2 separate regions of the Mus musculus genome follow, and region 2 is linked to region 1. The links are chromatin loops, found by intact Hi-C in ENCODE. Cell type or tissue: heart. All regions are shown on one strand. Links, peaks and the distances in the headings refer to the core of each region. The heading gives the core; the rest is flanking DNA.

What was found. Hi-C counts contacts between places; a loop is a spot of excess contacts. Peaks named below come from ENCODE experiments on the same cell type or tissue, not always from the same donor. Only the 100,000 strongest peaks of a DNase experiment are listed, where the experiment ranks them.
Region 2: a loop joins it to region 1, with 3.0 times the contacts of the local background. A loop is called at or near these places in 15 of 42 quality-filtered maps.

Annotation. Positions count from the first base shown.
Region 1 is chr10:41,675,535-41,684,440 of GRCm38, reverse strand. Ccdc162 (coiled-coil domain containing 162) reads left to right here. Exons shown (of 48, transcript NM_001358562.1): 5 at 1,161-1,274; 6 at 2,649-2,843; 7 at 4,087-4,225; 8 at 5,544-5,701. Among named protein-coding and RNA genes, the nearest start is that of Mir3473b, 9.2 kb to the right of the region's middle. In heart, for the core only: CTCF peaks have their summits at 1,450 (motif pointing right) and 5,455; DNase peaks (open chromatin) are centred at 1,460 and 5,520; H3K4me3 peaks cover 585 bases; H3K27ac peaks cover 946 bases; H3K27me3 peaks cover 9 bases.
Region 2 is chr10:41,012,107-41,021,012 of GRCm38, reverse strand. No RefSeq gene overlaps it. Among named protein-coding and RNA genes, the nearest start is that of Gm48057, 18 kb to the left of the region's middle. In heart, for the core only: a CTCF peak has its summit at 5,130 (motif pointing left); no DNase peak of the experiment used is centred there; H3K27me3 peaks cover 287 bases.

The sequences.
Region 1 (8,906 bases), core at 634-8,633:
TCCCTGGATAGAAAAGCCATCTGCATGACTGCCCTCAAACTCATAAATCTCCTGCCTTGGCCTCTTGAGCACGAGGCACGAGGGTTATAGGAATGTGCCACTGCTTTTATTTTAATTGTAAGCGAAAATTTTCAGTCTGATTTTTATAAACTATAGTCTTAATTTTTTTCTTTTTTGTTATTACTCTGTGTATGTGTTTTGGAACGCACCGTGGTGCACACGTGGGGGACGGTGGACAACATTGATGGAGTTACTTCCTGCCTTCCATCTCCACAAGGGTCCCAGGAATCAAACCCGGGTCATCACGATTGCATAAGGAGTTCCCTTACCCAGAGGGCCACCTCTCTGAGCCACTAATCTTACTTGTAATGGACTTTTTGACTCACAGGTTTAGGTGTGTGTGTGTGTGTGTGCATGGATGCATGGGTACATGTGTGTGCTTGTATGTTTCCTAGAGGAAAACCTCAGGTGTCACACCTTGGGTGCTGTGATCTTATTCTTTGGAGACAGGAGTTCTCTCTTGGAGTTTGCCAAGCAGGGAAGGTCGAGTGGTCACGAGCCCTAGGGACCTACCTGTCTGTTTCTGCCTCCCCTGCGTTCTGAGTGCCGCCAGAAATGGCTTTGCTTTTGCTTTTTCTTGTCTTTTTTCCCTTTCCTTCCCTTCCCTTCCCTTCCCTCCCCTCCCCTCCCCTCCCCTCCCCTCCCCTTTCCTCCCCTTTCCTTTCTTTTCCTTTCCTTCTCTTCTCTTTTCTTCTCAACATATGTTCTGGAGATGGAACTCTGGTTTCTGTGTTTTTCTGAAAAGCATTTTACTGATCCAGCATTTCTCCCAGCCATAATTTCAGTTTCTCCACCCAGAACTTCAGCTCGACTTTAAGCCTATAGTATCCTAAGTCACTGCCAACAGTCCAGTAGCTGACGAAGGAGCTTGTGACCAGTTAATTCAGTAGCAGATCACAGAGATTTAGACACATCTGCTTGCTCTTGTTGCTTTACATCGGAAGGATCTTGAACCAGACTTCATTTGATGGTGTTCCTGTAAGAAAAAAAAAAGTATTTTCAAAGCAACCATCACCTATATTGTTAGTGTTCGTAAGGCTCGATCAGCCCCCTTTCTATAATTATATTCTGGTAAGTGCTTATTTTTGTTGTTGGTAAAGTATTACACAGAGAGAATTACGCAGCTGGGCCAGAGTAAATATTTGCACGTGCTGAGGTGGAAGAGGCTCTGCCAGACCAGTATGGCCATGGAAGAACTCTACCCTCTTTATAAGGTAAGGGGCCAGGGAGCAGACCCGGTGGGAGAGCATGTATCTGTGCATCGCATATGTAATGATGTATATGTATATATGATATATGGATGTAATTTTAAAAAGACTTTTATTTTCATTTTAAATTAATGTGTTTATGTGTGTGCACACATTAGTCCACATGGATGCAATGCTCATGGATGCCAGAAGAGGGCAGCAGATCCCCTTTAAAACTGGAGTTACAGCCAGGTTGCTAGGAGCTGCCTGTGTGAGTGCAGCTGGCATGTTTAACCACGGAACCATCTCTAGTTGCTTTATATATGTATTTTCTAAATAAAGCAACACGGCCAGTAAGCTTGTCGTTGTTGTAAAGGACAATGTGGCCGTGATGTCGGTCATCCCATTGGTTGCTCAGGGTGGCCCTGATGTCCTCCTTACAGCTCTCTGTGCGTACCCTGAAGCTACTTGCTGGGTTGAAGGCCTCTTTAGAGGACAAGCAGTGTTTGGTTAAGGACGTACACTTAACTCCAAACATGCTTGCAAGGCCCATTTGTAGGAGAACGTGGTAGTCAAGCCCGAGCGAGGCCCCACACATGGCAGGCTGCCTTTCTTTTTAAAAGAAACTGACAACTAAAGATAGGAAAGGAACCGATGGACATGCCTTCTCCTGTGCTCTGCCATAAAGTAGCAGAAGACAAAGATTGCTACTTTTGTTATTGTTGTTGTTGAGACAGGGGCTCAGTATATAACCCAGGCTGTCCAGGAACTCACTGTGTAGCCCAGGCTGGCCCAAACTCACATAGATCCATTTGCCTTTGACTCTCTTTTTGTTTTTTTGGTTTTTTGGTTTTTTTTGGTTTTTCGAGACAGGGTTTCTCTGTATAGCCCTGGCTGTCCTGGAACTCACTCTGTAGACCAGGCTGACCTCGAATTCAGAAATTCTCCTGCCTCTGCCTCCCGAGTGCTGGGATTAAAGGCGTGTGCCACCACACCTGGCTTGCCTTTGATTCTTAAGTGCTTGGATTAAGGTGTGTGTCACAGTGCCAAAAAAAAAAAAAAAAAAAAAAAAAAAAAAAAAAAAAAAGATTCCTACTTTGAAAATGAGCCCTGACATAATTTTTACCTAGGACCTAGGACATGTGCATTTTTTTTTCTTGTAGACTTGGCCAAAATAGGAAGGTCGGAGGTAGACTCCTGATACCAAACACCCTCCTGCACTGTTAAATTGCTGTCCCTCAGAGTTGGGAGAGTAAGACACTGCCTCTCTCAACTGAATCCAAACTGTAGAAGAACTTGGGGGGGTGGGACTCAAAAAGTCCCTTATTTGCCGCCCAGACAGCATTGCAGAGAACAATGCTTGCCAACAGCCCACGGTGTGTCTGTATCTCTCTTAAACAGAAACAAGTTGACTACATCATGCAGGAGTTCAACGACTCAGTTCAGAGAGCAGAAAGGCTGTCGGTTGCTAGAGAAAACTTACTTATGGGAAAAAACAACCGTCCCGACCTGGTGACTCAGGAGGACCTGGCGATTTATACCAGGTGGTTAGTGTGTCACCTGCATGCTCTCAGGACCATCCATCACTTCCTGCAGGTAGTAGGACCCTTAGTGTGCCGGTACACATGCCCTGGGGAAGGGGAAGGGGAAGCACGGTGCCCTGACATGAGGAAACATTCCCCAGCCAGCACTCTGTCCATTTGGCTCTCTCAGGAAAACCTCTCCCGTTCTGCTTGGTATTCATTCAGTTCTTGCTCCCTTTGGTGTCTTAGGATTCAGGGACTTCCATTCCGGCACACGGCTTTTCCTTGGCAGAATGTAATGAGGAAATCATGTCAGGATGCTTGTCCTGGGCCATGCAGCAAAGCCTTGGCCTTTGCTAAAAAGTAACAGGGTCCCCTGCTGGTTGGAAGGGGTGGAGGCGCACGGGGGGGGGGGGGGGCGTGAGTAAATTTCTATTACAATGTGATGGGGTTAGAAAGCGGAGCTGGGCTGGACATGGTGGTGTTATCTAATCCCAGTGGCTAAGTCTGGAGGGTCTTGATTCTGAGGCCAAGCTGGTCTCTGTGGTGAGTTAAAGATTAGCTTTATACACAGTGATAACCTGTCTCAGAACATAATGACGAGTAATAAAGTAAATAGTTAAGGTGGCTTTAGTAGCGCAGGTGTAGAATATGCACCATAGCTTGAGCAGGGCCAGGAAGGAGTTCTGTCCCCAGCATTGCCAAAGCAGCCAGGGGGTCAGGGGACAGTATGGAGTGAGAATTATGAGGGTGATGCCCTAAGTCAGGTTAGAGGATCCCCAAAGAAACCCGGTGGTCACCCGGATCCATTCCCTCTGCAGAGCCAGCGAGCGCTGTGGTCTGTACTTCTTTCTCTCCTCTGTCACATGATCGTACAACCATGCACTCCTAAACCTGGGTCTTGGGGCTGGAGAGATGGCTCAGCTGTTAAGAGCGCTGACTGTTCTGAAGGTCCCGAGTTCAAATCCCAGCAACCACATGGTGGCTCACAACCATCTGTAATGAGATCTGACTCCCTCTTCTGGAGTGTCTGAAGACAGCTACAGAGTACTCACATAAATAAATAGCTCTTTAAAAATAAATAAATAAATAAATAAATAAACCTGGGTCTTTCTCCTCACACCCTGAGCACCTGTGCTTTCCCACTCAAGTCCATGACCACTGTGGGGAAGAGGAAGTGTTTCCTGGTTGGTGGCAGCTGGGTCTCCCAGCTCCAGCCTCTCTCATGGGGAAGGTTTCTGAAGTTTCAGCCCTGTCTCCCTCCTTCTCTGTCGCAACCTAGGCTGACCTGTGCCCGCTCGGGTCTGTCTCTCTAGGCACTCCAGTATCTGCCCATCTCCAGGGTGCTGAGCCTAGCTGCTAAGCAAGTCTCTGGATCTAGTGAGGAAGATGGCAAAGCCTGTGTCACTGACCTTCACGCTGCATCCCCTGGTCCTCTGGGTCCCCATGTTTCAGGTAAGAGCCTGGCCTTTACTAGCGTAGAGCAGGGGGCCGTGATTACTGTGACATAGTGTTTCTATTTCTGCAACAAACCATGATGACCACAAAGCAAGCTGGGGAGGACAGGGTTTATGCTTCCACATTGCTCAGTGTTGGAGGCAGGACAGGAACTCGGGAAGGCAGGATCCTAGAAGCAGGAGCTGATGCAGAGGCCGCGGAGGGGCACTGATTACTGGCTTGCTGCCCATGGCTTGCTCAGTCTGCTTTCTTTTTATTTATTTATTTATTTTGGAATACCCAAATCAAGGCATTTTTTAAAAAAGATTTTATTCATTATATGTAAGTATACTGTGGCTGTCTTCAGACACACCAAAGGAGGGCATCAGATCTGATTATGGATGACTATGAGCCATCATGTGGTTGCTGGGATTTGAACTCAGGACCGTCGGAAGAGCAGTCAGTGCCCTTAACTGCTGAGCCATCTCTCCAGCCCCTCAGTCTGCTTTCTTACAGCACCTAGGACCACCTGCTCAGGGATTGCACCATCCACGATGGGCCAGGCCCTCCTCATTAATCACTAATAGCTGGATCTTATGGAGGCACTTTCTCAATTGAGGTTCCCTCATTTCAGATAGCTTTAGCTTGTGTGGAATTGACATAAGACTAACTGGAAAGGCCTGTTTGGACCACTGTCTTCCTATATGCCAAAGTCACATCTTTGTAATAAGTTGTAATTTGATAGTAATATTTTTTGATGAAAGACAGTAGCCATGACTGTAGACATTTTGTCTCCATCTTTACAACTAGTAGGTTAAGAGGCAAGTGGACTGGCTTCCAGGCCTGTTTCTGTCACCCTGGTCCTGCATATCACCTCCTTACGCCTCAGTTTACCCATTGCCATACCAATCCTTCCCGGTGAAATGATTTCTGAGACTTGGTTCAGGTTTTCTGTTACACAGCTGCCAGAGAATTTAGTCGTCAGGATCAATTTCGGTCTCTCTGCTCTTCTTTTGTGTTCCGGAGAACTGAGAAGTCGGGTCAGGTTTCTGCCGAGTGCCCTTGAGTGACATTCCCGTTGTATACAGAATATCCCAGGAGCTCTAGCGGGTTTCTCCTGAGGGCTGTGAGATCATTGAGAGTACTTGCACCTCCCCAGGAAAGCTTATGGGGGCTGGGTGGCAAAAAAGGTGCAGGCTTGCCTGGCACAGGGTCAGGGGAGAACAAAACGGCTCCCCACCAGCAGAGGGCCTGCTTCCAACTCTCTCCAAGGCCATCTGCTGTCTCTGCCGCCTCCCACTCACTGGTCGCGCTCTTGATTTTGGATATTTTTCAGGGTCAGGGAGAACAGATGCTGCGTTTGTCTTGCCTCAGCACGTGACAGACAGGGATGATCTAAAACCTCAGCTGAGGCGCCTCCTCTCACATTTCCACATCCCAGACGATGTGCAAAAGCTGAGCGACTCAGCCAAAGAGATGGGACTCTTTTCCTCGGTACACAATGCATTCTTACTATAAATACAGGAGGTTGGAAGAAAGGCTTAGTATTTGCTACAAAGTTTCTCGTTTGTTTGTTTGAGACCAGATCTCATATAGCATGGGCTGGCTTCAAAGTAGCTGTGTAGTGGAGGGTGACCTTGAACTCCTGATACTCCTGTCCCCCCCCCCCCCTTGAGTTTCTTGATTAGGTGTGTGTAGCCACACATGACACAAAGCTGTTTCTTTTTTCTGCCAATGCTTTTTTCTAGAGTAATAATATACAATGTAATAAGCCATCTTCCTGTTGGGAAGAGCCTCCTTTCTGTAAGAAGAACAAGACCTGATGATAGCTAAGCCTAAGGGATTTTACCTTTTGGGTTTTTCCCCCTGTAGGTTTTAGAGACACAGTAGGAGGATATGGGCTGAAGAAGATATACATGTGCCCAGGGTTAGACAGACATCCTGGGAGAGTTGTCAAGCATCTACAGCCCAGAGTCTGAGATGGGACTGCAGTATGTTTTGTTTGTGTTTTGGTTGCAATATTCTTTTTTTCCTTTCAATTATTTATTTATTATATGTAAGTACACTACTGTAGCTGACTTCAGACACTCCAGAAGAGGGCATCAGATTTCGTTACGGATGGTTGTGAGCCACCATATGGTTGCTGGGATTTGAACTCAGGACCTTTAGAAGAGCAGTTGGCGCTCTTAACCGCTGAGCCATATCACCAGCCCTGGTTGCAATATTCTTGACATACTGGATAAGGTTCTACCCACTGGGACTCACTGTGTCCTGAATGATGCGGCTGGATGCAGGCCTGGCCTCTTCCACTGTAAATCCTGCTGCCTTCCAACAGGAAACCTCATAGTAGCAGAAGCCAGATTAAAATTACTTTCAGAGGGAAAGATGAGGCAGTGGATACAGAACTTCAGAGTTATAACTTAAAACAACAACAACAACAAAACAACAACAACAACAACAACGGTTTCAGCAGTGAGCTATCTTGTTAGCCCTAGTTGTAAATTATTTGCAAGATAAAAATCAGCTGGGTGACCTGATCAGGCTCAAATCTAACCTGGGTGGACTTGAATGACCTCGGGATGGGAAGTTGCTACTTTGTCTCCCCATCCCCACCACCGGTGGCTCCCTGGCCCCGCCCCCTGCCAGTGCTGGGGGCGGAGCTCACTTAATAGCATACTGACCATGAAGATCCACTTGGATTTGTTTTTGTGCCAACATCATTTACAGGACTGTGTTTTTGGTCTGTAACCCTTAAGCCCACGCGATCTCATTCCTCTGGATTTTTGGAAAATCGTGTAGCTTTGCCTCCCCCCCTCCCCCTCCCCTCCCCCTCCCCCTCCCCTCCCCCTCCCCCCTCCCCCTCCCCCTCCCCCTCCCCCTCCTCCTCCTTATAGGATTTTGTGTAGCTCAGTGTTCTAGTTATAATGGTCCTACTATTGCTGTGACGAAACACCAAGACTAAAAGCTACTTGGATGGACAGGAAAGAGTTTATTTGGCTCACATTTCTTATCACAGTCCACTGAGGGAAGCCAAGGCAGGAACTCAAACAGAGCAGGAGGCTGGAGGCAGGAGCTGATGCAGGAGCTGATGGAGGGTGCTGCTTACTGGCTTGTCCTCATGCCTTGCTCAACCTGCTTTCTTATAGTACCCAGGACCACCCGCCCTCACTGTAAGCAAGGCTGCAGTGAAATATTGAGCTAGACCACTCCATGGGTAGACAGAAAGGTTTACTGGGGATTAAGCCATCAATGCAGTCTCTGGGGGCGGGGTGCAGAGAGAATGGCAAGCTGGTGGCCTTGCCAAGTTTTTAAGGCGATAGGTAGCAGCCTAGGGGTGGGGGTGGGGCTGGGGGGCAGTGTGAGCCAGATCAGTCTAGAAGCTAGCATGGGAGAAGCTAGCACGGGAGAAACTAGCATGGGAACTTTGATCTGCTACAGGCTTGCTTGAGTTAATCAGGAACTAGAAAATTCATTGCCAGTAGTAGTTGGCTGTAGGAGGCAGATGATGGACAAGCTGAAATGTGCTTCATAAGATTCCCGAGCAATGGTGAGCGCAGGTACCAGTCCTCCGGTCTGCACAGAGTCATCCTGAGCTGAGCCCAGACTGTTGTTAGGACATTGTCAGCAGCACTGCATTTTGGGTGCCTTCTTTAGACCTAATAATCACTAGTTAGGAAAATGCCCAACAGACTTGCCTACAGCCGGATATCTTAGGGAGGCATTTTCTCAACTGAGGCTCCCTCTTCGCTGATGGCTAGCTTGTGTCTAGCCAGCAAACCCAGGCTGGTTACAAAACTCATGGCAAGAGTTCCTAGCTTTGGCTTTCTTAGAGCAATGCTGTGAGGAATGTTAGTTGTGTTCCCAAGATGGATAGTGGCAGTCCAGTGTGTGTGTGTGTGTGTGTGTGTGTGTGTGTGTGTGTGGTGAGAGAGAGAGAGAGCGCCTGAGTATGTGTGTGTGCGTGAGAGACAGAGTATGTGTGTGAGAGAGAGAGTGAGTGTGTGTGTGTGAGAGAGAGAAAGAGTATGTGTGTATGAGAGAATGTGCATATGTGTGTGTGTGGTCTTTTTTTTTTTTTTTTTTTTTTTTTGGTGCTTTAATGCCCAAGGTTGGGGTCAGCCAACTGCAGCCTGAAGCCCACCACCTGTTCTTCCAAAATAAAGTTCTGTTGGGAGCCAGCTGTCTTGGTCCATCCCCGCTCCTGAAACGACATGCCACAAACTGAGTGGCTGCACCAAGAGCTTCTTACTGCTTTGATGGCTGAGACATGGGGAAGGCTTTGTGCCTCATAGATGTTACCTTTGTATGTGCCTTCCTTAGTAGAGGGCAAAGGCCTCTCAAGGCCTAATCCTACCCCAGTCCCTTCACCAGGGGAGGTGGGTTAGGACTGCCACACAGAAAGTTTGTGAAAACCCAAATCTGCAGATGCCAGCCTCCTCGTGCCTGTGTATGTGTTATTGGTGGCTGCTTTTACACCCCAGTGGCAAACCTGAAGAGTCATGGTTTGCAGACACTGAAATATTAAGTGTCTGGCTCCTTAAGGATGATTTTGCTGCCCAGCCCTAGAATAGCATCTCTCTCAGCATCCTGCCTTGATGCCCATAGCCACGCATCCATGTGTCCATGGCTCTGGTGTTTACATGTCACACATAGCTGTGGAATGCTTGAAATGTAGTTAGTGCGAGATTGATTTAGTTTT
Region 2 (8,906 bases), core at 647-8,646, 660 kb after region 1:
CATATCAAGCATACCTTATTTGAAACATCCTATACATGCATTTAGTTACCTGCTCTAGACTTAACCTTGAAATACAAACATAGGAAGCTAAACCAAGCTTGTCACTGTAAATACACTGCGTTTGAACGTAGATGACTATGGATAAGTTCTGCTTGACACTGTAAATAAATTGCGTTGGAACTTAGCATGACTATGAATAAGTTCTGAGCACATTAAAAAATTTGGTCATTTATGAGGTGATAGAGCATTAACCTGCATGTCTTAATTATCTTTAACAGTTTACAAGTTAGTAATTTTGATAAAATTAAGATTTAAATTTTATAAAGTCAATTAATGTTAAGTTTGAGCCTTAATAATTTGAGTTGAAGATTTCATTGAAGATACTTTAGCATCAAAAATGAAACTTTAAACCATAAATACAGTCCGTAGAGAAACTGGGAACTTTATCCGTTTATAGTGCACCATTACAGACTGTCACACTCTTGTAAGACTTGGTTTATCCAAATATCCAAAGCTTAATAAAGTTAATAAAGACAAAGAGGGTAGACATTTATCTTCAAGTCAGTAGCTGTTGAGTAGACCTTTGGAATTTATCTGGGAATTTATCTTTTAGAATTTATCTGGTGTTGAACACAGCTCACAAAAACATAAGTAGTTAGATATATACCTCTGTGTCAGCTTCTGAGTTTATCTTCATGAACTTTTCATAACATGAAAATCCATCCTAATCCAATATATTTGGAGACCTGCTGTTGCCTCCTTAATCTAAAAAGAAGATACAGTGATAAACAGAGTGCTCAGTGAGGCTAAGACATTCTATAATTATCTCTTTAGTTGGTTTATACCACATGGTCACCTTAACCAAGATTGTGGTGAAGTTGCAGGTATGTACTCTCTAACCTTAGTAAAAATGGCTGCCAGCCGCACGCTTGCCTCCATCATGATGAGGTCATCAGCCAAGGTGAAGGAAAGCCACATGGTTGCTATTTAAAAACATCAATTTTCCTAAACAAAAATTGAATTTAAGTTTTTAAAAAATGAATCACATAAGATTCAACCTTTTGTTACAAGTATTAAGCTAACTTTTTATTATAGATTTTGCAGATTCTTTAACCACACTTAATGAATTTACAAATCCCCAAATAAAAAAGTATCTACATACTAGTCTTAAAAGACTTCTTGAGAGCAGAATGTAGAGAAATCTTAGAGATAAAAGATTTAGAAGAGTGGAAAATAGGGAGTTTGGGAGTTGTAGAGCAGATAAAACTTAGATAAAAGAGGTTTGGGGATCATTTATTTGTGCGGTGGCAGAAGTGTTAGGATTTGGGGGATGAGTGTGCCAATTTTGGGCCGTTGCCTGAGTTGTTCTGAGACCAAGCTCTTTGCAGTAAGATTTCAAGGCTTTAATAAAAATCCTATGAGTCCAAGGAGGAAATTGATTCTAAGGGGAAAAGGAAAAAGGGTCGTAAACCTGAACTCCTCTGGAAGAGTTCCTATAAGGTCCAAGAGGGAGCTGAGCATCAGAAAACGGGGTTGCAGTGAAGAATTCCACCTATGGAAGGATTCCAGCACCATACTGTAGAGGCCCAGAGAGCATAGAGAACCTGCAGACCATAGCACGAAGCTTGGGGATGGGATGGGGCGGGGTGAGGAACCATGAGGGACAAGGGTCACAATTTATAGGCCCAGGAGGGTGGGAGGGTGTAGCTGTTAGGAAGAGGGGTAACTGTTTTAATAAAGAGCTGCCCAGGAAGAGTAGCAGGCTCCAGGAGCTGAAGAGATAGAGAAGACATATACAGAGTAAGAGAAGAGACACTACGGGTTAGAGAAGGTGGAGGGAGGAAGCGGCTGAAAGAGGCAGATGCCAGAATTTAGAGATTCAGATGCTAGGGGAAGAGAAGCCCCGCCCCCAGGCTGGAGAGGTTTAAGGTAGAGGGCGGGGCGAGAAGTGCTGGGAGGAGCCACTGGTACAGAGTTTCTTTGAGTTTCTCCCAGGTTTCTTTTTTTTTTTTCCCATTTTTTATTAGGTATTTAGCTCATTTACATTTCCAATGCTATACCAAAAGTCTCCCAGGTTTCTTTGGGACTTGACATCTGCCATTCTCATTTCTCTCTCATTAGCCTTCCAATGTACAGAAACTGTTGACCACACAGGCTTGTCACACTCACATGCCAGGTTCTCCCTCCCCTCTGATGACAATAGCTTGTGTCTAGTTGACATGGAACTAACCAGTGCACCTGGCCTGTGAATCCTCCATGTCTCTGCCCCTCCCTGATCATGAAATCTCTGCTTCATCCGACCCACAGTTTCTGCTTTGAAAAGCTTGGTGCTTTAAAGGCTACAGCTACACGTTAATGGAAGTGTATATTAAGCTGTAAAACCCTCCAAATTTGCTCTTATGAATCAATATTTTAATCAAAGTCAATTTTTAAATTAAAAAATTTTAGGCTATTCTAGATCATTTGCATTTCTCTACCATTTTTAAAAATCAGTTTGCCAATTTCTGCAGAATTCCCTTTGGGCTTTTTCCCCTTTCTCCCTCCCTCCCTCCTTCCCTCCCCCATTCCCTCCCTCCTTCCCCCCCTTCCTTTCTCCCTCCCTCCCTTCCTCCCTCCCTCTCTTCCTTTCTTCCTTCCTCCCTCCCTCCCTCCCTCCCTCCCTCCCTCCCTCCCTTCCTCCCTCCCTCCCTCTCTCCCTCCCTCCCTCCCTCCCTCCCTCTCTCCCTCCTTCCCTCCCTCCCTTCCTTCCTCCCTCCCTCCCTCTCTACCTCCCTCCCTCTCTCCCTCCCTCCCTCCCTCTCTCCCTCCTTCCCTCCCTCCCTCCCTCCTTCCCTCCCTCCCTTCCTTCTTTGATTCAGAGTCTCACTCTGTAGCCCAGGATAGCCTGAAACCTGTGCTCATCTTTCTGCTCCAGCCTCCTGAGCACTGAGAGCCCAGGTAGGGTCCACCAGCACACCCAACTACCTCTGATATTTTCATTGTAAATACATTTAGTCTGTAGATTAATTTGGAAAGAATTGACATTTTAAGAACAACGAATCTTTCCACAAACATGGCATAATCTCTCCACTTACTTATCCATTCACACTGAGTAGAAACCGTACGTGGAAGTTGGAATTCGGATCTTTTCTGGTGGAAGGGACAGACAATTTTGTAAGGTGCTTTCATTGTGAAGAAGTTTACAGTCATGAGTGGAAATAACCAAAAATACTGTCTAGTACTCCATGCTGCTAAGTGGTCATGTTTGGTAGCTTAGGATACCAAATGCATTTTCAGCTCCTGCCAGTTTCAACTTGTAGTGGGTTATCAGTGTGTAACTTCTGCTGCAACCAGACCTGTGTGTGAATTCAGACCGATCTGCGTATACTTCACAAAGCTGTGCCAATTTCTGCAGAATTCCCTTTAGAGACCCTTGGGCCACAGGATCTAGGCCAAGCTGTTGGAGGCAGCTGACTATTCTTGCCAAGTGTCACTGTTCTGCCCACCAGCCCTCTTCCTGTCAGCTCACCTTCAAATGTCCCAATCCTAGGATGTTTTAGAGTCAGAAACCTTGTGACTGGAGGCAATCCATGTCACCTCTCAGTGCTTCGGTTTTCATCTGTAAAATGAGAATAACTATAGCAATTTTTCGGGGCAATTATGAAGGTAGAAAGAGGAGTCACCTAGAAAGAGTGTCGACAGGCCTGTGTCAGTGAGTATGACCATGGCTACAATTTTGCAGAGTGGCTCGTTCTTGAGGTGGACATTCACACTAATCCTCCCTGCCCTGTTAAGGAAGGATTCCTCACTTTCCCTCATCCAGACTGGTGTGTCAGGGTTCTATTCAAAATCTCACTTCCCAAAGGTCTGCTGCCCGTCTCCTCTGCAACCCTTCTTTACCTCACTTAGGCTCCACAGCCTCCAGCTGCTGAGGGAGCAATGACTCCCACAGGCAACTGCTCATCCACACCTGCAGGCAGGGCCACATGACTCCTGCTGCAGGCGACCCCTGGCTGTGCTCAGGCAGAGCTGTCCAAGTAAACATATGCTTCAAATGCATGCACCTGGGGTCCTCACAGCCCCCTACTTCCTGGTGTGTTAGCATTCCAGTCGTTTGCTGAAGTCACAAGGTTAGCCCCATTGGCCCATGAAACCCCACTCCAGCCAAACACTTCTTGAGGTTGTGCTGTGCCCAGATCAGCATTTAATCACGTTTCCATCACAACACAGTGAGAAATGTGTGACTGGCCCTTAGCAACAGTCTCTCCAGAAAGCTAGCCCTATAGAGAGCTTATTAAGTTAGCCGAGCACACGTGAGGCACAAGCTAAAAACAGACGTGTGCTGCCTGGAACCTCATGCGGCACATGGCCGAGCTGGGAAGGGAAGGGATAGGGCTTTGCTGGCAAATGAGGGCAGAGAAATGAGGAGATGCAGGCCCAGGTTCCTGAGGTCACTAAGCTATCTCAAGGGCTAAAGACCCCTCCCCTCACCCAGCTCAGACTGTCAACCAGCTGCTCTCAGGTCCCCATGCTGGGAAGCCCTCTGTGATCCCCCACAGCTCCTTTGTGTCATTTAGGACCCAAGAAAGAGATCTACCTGGAACTGCCTGCGAAGGAAGAATTAAAATTTAACACTTATTTTTTTTTTCCAGCAAGCTCAGGACGCACCATGATGCAAATATATTCTTGTCAGATGAGGCTAGTCAGACTGGTAATCCCCATGCTCAAACAGCTGAGGCAGGATTATTGTGAGTTCAGGGCTAACCTGAGCTACAGAGTAAAACCTTGTCTCAAAAGGGATGGGGCAATGGAGTTGTGGCTCAGTTGATGGAGTGTTTGCCTAGCATGCCTGAAGCCCTGGGTTCGATTCCCAGCACTGCATAAACTGGACATGGTAGGGAAGACCTGTAACCCTGAACTCAGAAACTCAAAGCATAAGAGTCAGAAGCTCAAGGTCGGTTCTTGGCTACATAACTAGAGGAAAGTCAGCCTGGTAAACATGAGATCCTATCAGAAAAAGAAAAAAGTTCTGGGGGCTGAAGAATGGCTCTGTAGTTAAGAGCACTTGCTGTTCTCCAAGAGACTGTAAGAGCATGTCAGCTCACAGCTATCTGTAACTCCAGTTCCAGGGAATCTGACACCCTCTTCTGGTCGCCACTGGCACTGCATATTTGTGGAGCAGGTGCAGGCATGCACACATGCATGAATAAAAAAATGAATACCTCCGAATGCCCTATGTAGTGCCCTGGACACGCCCCTCCATGGCCTCTCTCCTGGTGAAATATGATTGAGCGTTTGCTCCTCAGGCAGGGGGCCTGATGGTGGTCCTGAAGATGACCAGACTGCAGAGTTTTGCAGCCCCCTCTTCACATTCTGCTGCACACACATGTGCCCACTGCAGCTGGTGAAGACCTAGACATTTCATCTGGTGACAATTGCCAATGACTTCAATGCAGCACACCAAATGCTCTAATGGAAGCAAGCAAAGCTGTTGGGGCTGGTTTTGTGTGCTGTGTATTAGCTGCTGAGTTCTGGGCCCCAAGATCAGGTTGCAGTCTGGACATGGGCATTGTATTGACCAATGTGCTATAACCACGAGGAGAGAGGAGAGAGAAGGAAGTCTCTGTGAGGCAGGATAGATTATGAGCACATGGCCAAGAGAAAAATCACCTTAAGGACACACCTGGAACAGAACCAGATGCAGATGGTGAATAATGGGGCATTTATCTGATTATTGACAATCCAGCAGCGTTAAAATAGCTCAGAATCTGCCCAGCACAGTGGCAACAGCTTGTAAACAAAATACCAGGTTTCTGTGTCTCTTATTTGGGAGCTAAATGGGATATAGAGTGTAGCAAACCCCTCCCCCATAAAATTCATTTAATACAAAGCCGTCTGGATTCAGAAGGAAGGAGGGATGACCCAGACAGGAAACTGGAAACGGCTGCATGGAAGACTCTGCATTTATCCTGGCCCTGGCCTCCCTAGTCCCAGCACCTGCAGGTTTGTCCTCCTCAGTGCCCAGCTGACTCTACCAAGCTCTAGGGAAGTGGCCAAAAGGAAGGCATTCTAAAGCCTGGATTATGGCCTGCTCCTAGGTACCCTGAGCAACCTCAAATGACGCTGCTTTTTCTGTTGCTGGGAAACCAACTGGATGCTGCCTAAGGGACTCTGGCTTCGGAAACAGACATCAGGGACCCTGTGACCTTTCCTGTCCTTCCCTTTCCTCATGAAGCCCAGATGAAGTCTTGGAGGCCAGGGTAAAATAGTTCCTTGTTTCATTTTGGTGCAAAAATAGGTAAGCAGACTATGGCAAATTGTTGGGTCTACAATGACTTAGCATTGCAAGACAACCTTGGCCACCTTTGCCAGCAGCTATCCTTTAAGCTCAACTCAAGAGCGGTGAATACCAATCCTCTTCCCTGGAAAGTAAGGTAGCTTTCTGCATTACAGGGAAGCTGACCTAGAAGATGGAGCACAAAGAATTTGTGGCCAATTTCTGGAGATAAGGAGATAGTCTGAGAACAGGGAGGTCAGTGTGCTTAACTGGAAGTCCTAGCAGGCCATCTGGACAAGAGGAAGTGTTTCAGGAAGTGTTAGGGGTGTAGACATTGAGGAAGGTACAGAATTTAAATCTAGATCACCAGATGGAATCTCCGGTCCTCACCAGAGCTAGCAGGTGCCTGTATGTGCAGCAGACTAGAGAGAGGGATGCTAAACTTTGAAGTGTGGGCATCTTCAAAACCACCATCAGGCCTCCTTCCCAAGGAACAAACCCTCAATCATATTTCACTAGCGGAGAGGGTAGCTCTCTCATGCCTGTTTCTGAGTCTAAGACTAGTGAACAAGGAGGATAGCTCTGCTAATCAGAGACAGCACTATCGTTAGGAACAGAGGAGTCTGTGAGCCCCCACAAATGAGGAGAAAATATTCTCATAGGCCGTGAAGCACTGTATAAATGTTAGGGGGTTTTCCCACTAAAGAAATTGGTGTCCCCACTACAGATTGAGCCAGTATCCACAGTTCATGACCTCCTGGCAGCTAGTATGACCTGCTTCACTCCCATCTTCCCCACTGAAAATTATTCTTCCATGGGTTTATTTGAGACACGTTTATTGAACAGCCTCCGTGTGCTGGGCAATGGACCCAGCTTAGCAGAAGGCATGGATGATGCCCCTTGAGAAATTCAGGCTCTGATTTAAAAAAAAATGTTCTAAAGGCATCATTTATACCAGACAGGACAGCATTCAGTGGTTAACCTGTCTGCAGTAACTTTGCAATGCAGGACTATCTTGGTCAACTTCACTATCCTTAACCCTAAACTCTGGCAAGGTGAATTCAGACCCTTTCCCTTGAGTCCACAAGAGGCGAGCTTTCTCCTAGAAGATCTGAAAAGAAACACACGGGATGTGGCTTCCTCTGGGGAGGAACACAGATGGCATATTAATGAATTCTTTAGCAAGGACTGATTCAGCTGTAGCCACCAAACATACATCTGTGTTTTGAAAGGTGGCCCGGATGCAAGAGGTCCTTCCACAGGCAGCCAAAGGCAAATTAGGATAAGTCCTTATTGTCATGAGCCAGACACTTAGTACATTAGCATTTTCACCTGCCTTGAAGTGAAAGTCCCAACCTTGCAAGCCACATGAACGTCAAACATCACTCAGTAACTTCATTTTGCACACTAGCCACTCGGAAACCAAGTTCTGCTTCCACGTGTGGAACTGCCTGAGCTCATGTTGGTTGCTTTTCAACTTCCCAATGACCCAGGTCACTCTTTAGTCCCAGGCATTAAGGAATCATATTCTAGTTACATATATTCCAGGTCGCAGAATAGTCATGCATGCCAGCAACTCTGTCCCTTATTTCCCCTGTCCAGATGTCCTAATCCTTCAAAGAAACCCAGATCTCCTCAGTTCCACGTACAAGCAAGGATAAGAGAGCCAAAAAGAAGGCCAGAAATGCCCAGCCTGGAATCCCAAGTCGTGATGCCCATTACAGAGCAAAGGAGCTTCATAAAGTGTCCTCTGAGAGGCTGAAAACACCAGCAAAACACCACTTAAAACTAATGGTGGAATTAAAATAGAAACCCTTCCTTCTGAGGATTTGGTCCTAAGATCTGTGGCTTCAGCATCTATGGCAATGTGATTCTCAGACCCGTCCAGGTGAAGCCCACACTTGCTGAAGGAGGATCAGGCAGCACACAACGGCTAAAACAAATTGAAAAAGCAAATGGTCCTAAAGCAAGAAGCTGAGGAAACAGTTCAGTTTGCCTTCATGTCTCCCAAGCGTGTTTGTAAGTGGCCATTGCTTTAGACAGTTAGACCTACAGAGCTCTGGGCTCACTCTTTGAGAATGGAAGAGTTACATTTATTTCCTGTGGCTTCCATCATAAATACCACAGTATGGTGGTTTAAACAATAAGAATTTCTCTTTGTATAGCTGGGAAGCCACAAATCCAAGATAAGGTGTCAACAGGGCACCCTCCCTAGACTTCTTGACTTTCAGATGGCCATATATTATATAATAATTATATATTATAATTAAAATATATTTATAATATATAACTATGTATACTATATATATGTACATATATAAACAAACACATGCATTGGTTTTCTTATAACAACACTAGTTGGATTGAATAAAATAAGTTATAAATTAAATATAAAACAGCTTTGTTTTAACTTAATCATCTCTCTAAAGATGCTATGTCTAAAATATACTCATTACTTGAAGATAACTTCAGGATATGAATTTTGGGGACCCCAGCAAGAATCTTGTCACGTGAACCTCTTTGTCAGAGTTCATCAGTTCTATAAGCCCTGTTCTGGGCATGTGGGTCCAAGGGAGGCTGATTCACCCTCTTCCCTCATCACACACATGCTCTCCAGGAGGCAGGTGCTTCTGTAGACCCAGTGCATTCT